2 separate regions of the Mus musculus genome follow, and region 2 is linked to region 1. The links are chromatin contacts, found by POLR2A ChIA-PET in ENCODE. All regions are on one chromosome and are shown on one strand. The core of a region is the stretch at or near the end of the contact, and the rest is flanking DNA. Distances in the headings are between cores, read along the strand shown. Region 1 holds the start of Trim11 (tripartite motif-containing 11). Region 2 holds the start of Iba57 (IBA57 homolog, iron-sulfur cluster assembly).

Region 1 (4,487 bases), core at 789-3,288:
ACTGATGGCCGACACCATCAGCACCTCCATCCTATTTCACTGCCCCACACGGAAGCCTCATCTTTCCACCTCAGCCATTGCAATTGAGGGCCAGGCTTTAAGATGGCTGGCATCAAATCTCTCCATTTGATTGGAATTATATGATTTTTTTGTGTGGCCCAGTTATTACATATGGTGAATGTAAGCCATAGCTCATTACTGCTTCCTTAAGCGTTCTAAAATCCTGTGCTTCTAGAAGTTGCCATTCAAATTCTTGATAACCCTGTGAATTTCTTTCATCTCCTCCCAATTCCTTTATCAAGTCTGGAAAATCATTTTAGGTTTTTTAACAGATGTAGACTGCCCTTTTCAGTCTTGTTCCAAGGTGGTACTGAATGTTTTAGCCTTCTTTCCCCTGTCTATCTCAGTATCTTTCTCAATTCTAATTATAATTTTTTTTCTAATTTTTCTCCTAAGACCCATCTCCATTTTTTATATTTTCTTCTTCTTGTAGCTCTACTATCTTAGTATTTTCATTTTTATTTATAAATCTTTCCAATTTCTCTTCTATGACCTGTCTTCATTTTTCAGATATCTTTCTCGTCGTATCTCTACTACTTTAGAGTTTTCCTAATTTTTATTTATATTTTTTTCTAATTTTTCTTCTAAGGCCTGTAACCTACATCTTCCAGTCTTCTCCTTATCTAAGTTTGCTTTCTTTTGATCTCTCTTTAAAAAGATATAGAAAATTTGTTATCGTTACTGAAAAAAATTATTTATATGCTGATAACTATAGCAAAAATTATACAGACTCTAGATGCCCTGTGCCACTGAGTTCTTTCCATTTTTATCATAGAAGATATTTTCCCTTTAATCTCTATCTCCTTAAAAACTTCGATTTACCAACTTAAACTATATTTGTCTACGATGTTTTATATTTAGTCTCTTTCCTCTTTTATTGTTTTCAAACTTAATACCTTACCGGTTCAGAAGTTTGGGGCTTTTTAGTCCCATAGCCGCTGCGGGAAAATGTTCCTTTTGTTCTTTAGTGCGTCTGCAGGCTCCACAGACCAGCAAGTGTCTACGGTGGCTAACTTCAACCCCTCAGCTCAGTTCAGGAGGCTGCCCCCATTGTTTCCATCTTTCTGCAGGCCCTTCCGACCTGCTGCTCGAGAATGGCTTTAGGTCTTTACCTGCAGCCACCGGCTGAAAGCCAGGCCTATGTGCCCCAGCTCTGGATCGCAAACTGCGCTTGGTTCGTGCAGCTCTGAGAAGCTGCTCGCCTGCGGGCCACGCCAGAGGCTCGTGGCCGGCCGCTGCCTGACTCAGCAGCCGCGGGAGTGCTAGACCCGGGCCGCTGCAGACGCAGGCTGGAGTGCGTTCCGGCTCGCTACCCAGTTGCTTATAGACGGCCGCTCAAGCGCTCAGCCCGCCGCTACGGGAAATCTTACGGGAGAGAAGCCGTGCCTGGCTTTCTAGTTTAGCACTCGCTGTCCACAACTTTTCTAAGTTGCTGGCCCCAGCAACGTCAGATACACTCGCGGCAGAAGTTGTGGCCGCAGACGGTCACCACCATAAGCTTTGACTGTTTCCTGATTCGTGCATAATCATCCCGTTATTCTAAGTTCTGCCACACGTGGCTGGTTACCTGGTTCTCAGTTTTTGCTGCTATCTCCATCAGCGTTCTGGGGCCAAACTTGCGTCGGTGTCGATCCCGGCATCCACCCCGGCCCCTCTCTTTTCCAGGCATCACACCTTCTAATTTCCTGCCTAAGCTCACTGGCCATTGTATTGACCGGAGAAAGGTTTACACAGTGCACAAGAGATTAGCTACAGAACCCATGGCCAAAGTTTGCAGCATCCGGATCTTGGGGTGCGGGGACACCACCTGCGGAGACTTGTCACCGCAAGAGAGGCGAAAATGCGATCTCTTGCACTATAATTCGATTCCGACCCCGAGCCCCGATACACAGCGGCCAACCCAAGAACAAACGGGTTCTAAAAAATAATAAAAACTAGCTTCCTGCTTCCGCTGTGGTTTCTCTTCCGGCGGAAGTCTGAGAGCTTAGTGCCGGATGTACCCACTACCCAGGAGGCTGAGAGTGCCGCTACCTGCTCCTGGCCCGTTCCCACTGCGCTCTCGCGGCGGAGTTGCCCGATCCCGGTGCACCACGAAAAGCTCGATCCAGGCGCAGACGCCAGCACCATGGCTGCCCCAGACTTGTCCACCAACCTCCAGGAGGAGGCCACCTGCGCCATCTGCCTGGATTACTTCACCGACCCGGTGATGACCGACTGCGGCCACAACTTCTGCCGCGAGTGCATCCGACGTTGCTGGGGCCAGCCCGAGGGCCCATACGCGTGCCCCGAGTGTCGCGAGCTGTCGGCGCAGAGGAACCTACGGCCCAACCGCCCGCTCGCCAAAATGGCAGAAATGGCACGACGCCTGCACCCGCCTTCTCCGGTCCCGCAGGGCGTCTGTGCGGCGCACCGCGAGCCGCTGACCACCTTCTGCGGCGACGACCTCAGCCTGCTGTGCCCCATCTGCGAGCGTTCGGAGCACTGGACTCACCGGGTGAGACCGCTGCAGGAGGCGGCGGACGACCTCAAGGTGCGTTCCATTGGGTGCAGCCGGCCAGTGCCCGGTGCGAAGGGATGTCCCGTTACTGCCCTGCCCTGAGTTGAGGAAGTGTGAGTTACAGTTAACTTGATCCTGTGACGGGGTCGGGATTGTAGCCTGTCTTATTCCAGGATGAGATGCACGTGCATTCTGGGGAAAACCGGGTGTTGGTAGTCAGTCCAGACTCAGCTTGGAGAGCTTGTGAAGGGGCCCGCTGTCAGATCAACAGTTTGGCCTGTGTCAGAGTTGATACTCTGCCAGTGTGTCCCCATCACTGCATGAACTTGGGTGACCAGAATAAACCAGGCACCAAGTCTCCTTTACTTTGGACTTTAGCACAAAGGTGAACTTATAAACTTATAAACTTAAAAAGCTTATAAACAGAGATCGTCCCAGTAATTTTTCATTTCGTTTCGTCCATACCCGGTTTACCGATGATTGGTTGGCAGGTTTACCCCCCTGCCACCAAACCCCTTAATGGTGCTGAAAGAGACCCACATCTCTCCACGAATGACATGATAAGCCCTGAAGGGACAACACTAAAGCTGCTCTATTGCCAAAAAAGAAAACCTTTGTCCTCTGTCCTGTTAAGTTCACTGTCTGAACAACAGACAAGACAGATCAGCTTAAGTAACACTAAGTTTCTCTTGCATAGGGGTTCACACAAGAAAAGAGAAAGAAAAGCTCAGAGAAGCAGTTACCCTTAGGCCTTTTATCCCAAAAGGTGTGGAGTTACCAGAAAGAGACCTTGTGAAATAGGAAATGATTGTGAAATAGGAGGCTGATGGCAGAGAGGGTGTCTCCCTCCTGCAGAATGGATGCTCTGTCTTGCGTACGCTTAGGTATCTGTGGCTGTTCAGCACAGGAGCAGGTTTGGGTGTGGGGGACACAGCCTGCTTTCTGGTAACGCCAGGAAATGGGCAGATAGCTCTTCCCTGTGACCAGTGGGCCTGCAGTGAGCCATCCCTCCACTCACTAGAGTTTGGGAGGGGTTCTTTAGGCCATGCTGGCCTACGTGGTCCTGGTGACAAGTTCACTCTTTGGCTCTGGGGCCATGAGTGAGTAGTATCCAGAAGAGAACCAAAGAGACGGAGGAGGGATTACATCGGCAGGAACCAGGAGCTGAGGGGAGAGCAAGCCCAGGCCTATCCCAGGGCCTCCTGGGCTCCACTCCACTCTCACCACACCCAGGGTAGGAAGTCTGGGTCATTACCTAACCAGTGGTAGGGTTGCATGTGGCCAGAGCTCGAGGCCTTTGCCAAAGTGTGTGCAGGCTGCTGTTGCTTCACAGCTGTTTACAATACTGCTCCTGACTTAAGCATTGAAAATAGGGGCTGGCAAGATGGCTCGGGCGGTTGAAAGAGTGCACTGCTTCTCCAGATTTTCGGAGTTTAGTTCCCAGCACTCGGGTTCTGAGCAGCTCAGGGCTGCCTGTAACTCCAGCTGTAAGGGGATCTGACCTGTCTGGCCTCTACAGGCCTGGCTACTTAAGTGCACTTCCACTTGCTGACACTAATAAAAATTTTTGTTTTTTTTTTTTAAGTGAGAAAATGGCTGGGAGTGGTTTCTTAGCATGCACAAGGTCCAGGGTTACAGGAGAAAACGCTGGAAAGACTCGGGCAGAGCTCAGAACAGAGCCTGGAGGTGTACGTGATGGGGTGGGGGTGGGGGGCAGAGTGAGGGGTATGCCTGATGTTTCCAGAGTAAGGCAGCCTCTGGGATAGGCCTGTGGCTTCTCTGGCAGCTGCAAAAAAGTGGGAAAGGAAACTGGACCAGGTCCGACCTAAGAAAATACAGCCAGACCATGAGGGACTCTGAGGGAAGCTGCTGTGGGAAGAAGCCATATCTAGTTTGAACTCCCATGGTGCATTCCCCACTCTGTCTTACC
Region 2 (4,452 bases), core at 992-3,491, 190 kb after region 1:
AGAAAGAAGCAGCAGAGACAGCAGAGGTCAGCAGAGGCGGTGGAACTGCAGTGGTGGCGGCAGCAGCTGAGCAGTTGACAAGCCAAAGCTGCAGGGAAGGCAAGCCTGCCAGCTGTCTGACAGCTGAAGCGACAGCTGAGCAGTTCAACAACAGCCTGGGCAGGAAGAAAGATGGCAGACAGAGAGTGATAGCAAGCTGAGACTGAAGAAGGAGAAACGATTACAAAGAGCCAGAGAAGAGAAACTGCAGACCCAAGTCACTGAAGAGTCCAGGGAGCTGCCAATCAAACCTTCAGAGCCAAGGGTCTGAGACCCTGTGTAGAGGAGCAGTGACAACAGCTGGTATCAACAGCTAAGGAATCTCAACTTCCATAGCCCGTACAAGAGCTGTAACACTGGCTGCTGCCAAGACTAGAGGAATCCCTATATGAGGTCCACAAGACCTGTAAACACATGCAGGACCAAGGCTGAAGACGCTTAGGGTCTTTAACACGAGAGGGCAACTGCTTCTATACTAGCAACCACTGCCAATCACCATGAGGAATGGAAGCCACCAAAGACTAGCGCTTGAATCAACTCCAGCTGCCTATTGGTAACATGGAGAGATGATGGCGACCTGGAAACACAGGCAGATCCAAGGCTCCAGTATGGAGTCCATGCATGTTTTCTACAAAGGGCAATGACTGGCTTAGGCTTAAGGCCCTGAGTCACCACAGCCCGAACACTGCCTGGAAGACACCATCCCAGGGTTCACACAGAACTCTATATGCCAAAGCATCACAGTGGGTCTGGCCCATGGGTTGTCATTTGCTGACACAGTTCTAGATTCAGAGATTCACTAAGCGAAGTAATGTGGGAAAAGGATCTCTAGGAAGCACATCACTGTGGCCTTTCAGCACCTGGAGACAGGCACTCTAGATTTCCCCCCACAGAATGCAGACAACTACTGGATAGTGGTGCCATGGCTGTCAATTCTCATCCACCACTCTCATCCTGGAATAGCTACCCTCAGGGGTTCAGGAACTGTTCTCCAGATATGAGGATTCCCCATATACTCCCAATGAGCATCTAGGGGCTACTGAAGAGGCTCACCAAAAACCAACTTGGAAAGACACCGGGTAGCTGAGACAGGCAGCCAGGCCTGGACTTTGGTAGGAGTCAAGGGACAGCTCAGGGACAGGATAGGGAGGGCGGGTCTTCACATGCCTACTAGACAATGCTGAGACTTCACGACTTAGATCCTATAAAGGTGAGCAGCTGAAGACTCAATGCTATAGACGCAGGCCCTGCCCAGACTGGCCAGCAAACACTATTTACAGTCACAGTCAGGTCTGCTGTATAGATAATGAGACCATACAGGCAAACAGCTGGCACTGCAAAGAGGAACCAGAAATAAGGGAAAAACTGGATTCTCAGAACACTGGGACAATCTGTCACTGTGGAGAGGCTGTGCAGAGAGTGGCTTTTTGAATAAAGTCCCACGAACCAGCGAAATCTTTCTAAGAAGTGAGGAGGGAGGGACAAAGCTGAAGCACCCATCTTGAAAATAACTCCAGAAGCTTCTGACTTGACTGGTTGGGGTCCCAGGCACAACGCTCTGTGCAAGTAACTAGCGCAACCTGGATGCCTTCCATGGGACATCCGCCTCTAGGTGACCCCTTCCCTAAGTCTAGATTGTCCTCAGAAAGTCATTTCCAGAATAATCTAATTATGCCTCTTCCCAAGGGTGTCTAGCCAGTATTCCCTAGAAATCTTATCCTGGACATCCTTCCTGGGATTCTGGAGGTCTGCTCCCTCAGCACTCTAACGACCCTACTGCCCCGCCCTGCTGCCCCGCCCAAGCTCACCCATACAGAATGACGTCATAGAGCGTGCGTCCCTGCACATTCAGGAAATGGGCATACGCCGCACGCGCAGAGGGCTGAGCCGCGCCGGTCGGAGGCCCCGAAAGCGGCAGCTCATTGGTCGATAGTCCCAACAGGAAGGGTGCAGCGTCCGGGCCGCGCACGCGCACTAAGGCGCGCCCGTCCAGCCGGAAGCAAGTCCAGGCCACACCGTCCGCGGGGTTGCTGCCAAGAAGGCCAAAGCCACGGGCTAGGCAGTGACTCGCGGTCCCGCTCAGCCGCCAGTGCCAAGCTGGGCTTCTGCGCCCCACAGCCGCGCCCCGAAGCAGCGCCACCGCTGCCATCTTGGGCGCTAAGTGAAGGCGGGCACCACAGCGGCCCCGGGCGGCGGCGGCGGCGGCGGCGGCTGGCGACGCGCGTGCGTGGGGGGGAAAGTGGGCGGGACCTCAGCCAGTGGATGGGTGCGCAAGCCCAGATAAACACCAAGGCTAGAGCCACCCGGTGACCCTTTCCTTAGTTGGCTCCTGGTCAAACCGCTTGTGGTCGTGGTAAATAAGTAAACATGAAATCTGCCATCTTACCTCGGTCCTGGTGTGCAATCCCAGCCAGCCTCTCGGGGGGCAGAGGCAGGAGGATGCGTGTTCAAGACCTGCCTGTGCAACTTAAAATGAATATCCTGTCTCCGAATAAAAAGTTGAAGATAGATAGCTCAGTGGTAGAGCATTTCCTAGCAGGCAGGAAGCCATGGTTCCCATCCCCAGTACTGCCCAGAAAAAAAGGAGGAAAAAAGTTAGGCATTTCCTTGTTCACGGTTAAATACGAACAGTATAAAATGTATTATCTTCACCACTGTTACTTTGTTATTGCTATACTAAACATGACCAAAAGCAACTTGGGAAGAAAAGGGGTTCACTTCATTTGAAAACTCTCAGGTCACACCCACTTACAGAGAGAACTCAGGGCAGGAACTGAAGCAGAAGCCCTGGAAGAGGGCTCTTACCGGCCAGCTTCTGATGGCTTGTCCAGCCTGCTTTTTGATACGACCCAGGAGCACCTGTCCACAGTGAGCTGGGCCCTCTCACATCAGTCATTGATGTGATATAAGCCAAGACCTGTTTAGAGGCCAAGCTTATGGAGGCGTTTTCTGAATCTTCCCAGATATCGCTAGGCTTGTGGCAAGTTGATGAAAGCCAGCCAGCGAGACCACTTTTAGTGCATTTATATCGGCATTGTTCAAACGGCTGCGCAGCCCTCACTATCATCCAACTCCAGAACTTTTTATCTCCCAATCATCCAACTCCAGAACGTTGACTCCTCCCAGAACACACACTCAGCCGCTGGTGCCCACAGTTGGCTTTCTGCCCTTGTGGGTTGGAAGCCTCTGAGAACCAGTGCCTGTCCTCTTGCACCTGGCTCTCTTCATGGAGCACCCATCCTCAGTATAGCACGTATCAGAATTCCCTTCCCTTTTTAAGAATTGTATTTTATAGCTGGGCATGGTGGCACACACCTTTAATCCCAGCACTTGGGAGACAGAGGCAGGTGGATTTCTGAGTTTGAGGCCAGCCTGGTCTACAGAGTGAGTTCCAGGACAGCCAGGGCTATACAGAGAAATCCTGTATCGAAAAAAAATTTTTTTATTACGGTAATGCCTACCTTTCCCTATGTGCTGAGCTGGCAACGGGTACTTGGGAGGTCTCCAATTCTTGGAGCCAGGAAAAGTGTTGCTATGAAAACAACTACACGGATGTCTCTTTGAGTCCCTGTTCTTGGGTCTTTGGGGCATACTGGATCATATTGCTACCAGGGAAACTGGAGTTCCTTTTGTGTGTTCTTAGTCTTATTAACAAAAGAATTTCGAAATGGACTTGGAGCTTGGTAGTGGCGCATGCCTTTAACACCAGCATTGGCTGGGCAGAGGCAGGCAGGTCTCTGTAAGCCCTGGCTAGTCTACAGAGCTAGTATCAAGACAGTCAGGGATACACAAATAAGCCCTATCTTGTGGGAAGGGGAGAAGAAAATTAACAGTTGAGAGAAAAACCTACAAAGAAAGTAGATGTGTTGCATAGTTCTTTTATGTCAACTTGACACAGGCTAAAGTCATCTGAGAGGAAGGAACCGCAATTAAGAAAATGCCTCCATAAGATCTGGCTTTAGGCACGTCTGTATGGCATTTTCTTAATTAGTGATTGATGGAGGAGGGCCAGGCCCATTGTGAGTAGGGCCATCCCTGGGCTGCTTGTCCTGGATTCTATAAGAAAGCAGACTGAACAAACCATGCTTCGGAGCAAAGCCACTATGCAGCATCCCTCCCCTCCCCTCCCCTGCCCTCCTCTCCCCTCCCCTCCCCTCCCCTCCTCTCCCCTCCCCTCCCCTCCATGGCCTCTGCCTCAGCTCCTGGCTGGTGTTTGAGGTCCCCCCCCCAGACTTCCTTGAATGATAAATAACAATGTGGAAGTGTAAGCCCAATAACCCCTTTCCTCCCCAGCTTGTTTTTTGGTCATACTATTTTGTCATAGCAACAGAAACCCTGACAGGAATAGAAAGTCAGTAGGTAAGCAACACATTCCTACAGTTGCTTGGAGAACAGTCATGCCTTTTGCATTTA

Evidence for each region. ChIA-PET counts read pairs that join two places held with the same protein, here RNA polymerase II (POLR2A).
Region 2: POLR2A ChIA-PET joins it to region 1 with 16 read pairs in Patski. The contact joins the promoter of Iba57 here to the promoter of Trim11 in region 1. POLR2A ChIA-PET finds 5 or more read pairs at or near these places in 2 of 5 experiments (Patski and embryonic stem cell).

The regions. Positions count from the first base shown.
Region 1 is chr11:58,976,055-58,980,541 of GRCm38, forward strand. Trim11 (tripartite motif-containing 11) reads left to right here and starts at 2,039. Exons shown (of 6, transcript NM_053168.2): 1 at 2,039-2,590. The coding sequence starts at 2,186.
Region 2 is chr11:59,161,504-59,165,955 of GRCm38, forward strand. Iba57 (IBA57 homolog, iron-sulfur cluster assembly) reads right to left here and starts at 2,242. Exons shown (of 3, transcript NM_173785.6): 1 at 1,848-2,242. The coding sequence starts at 2,188.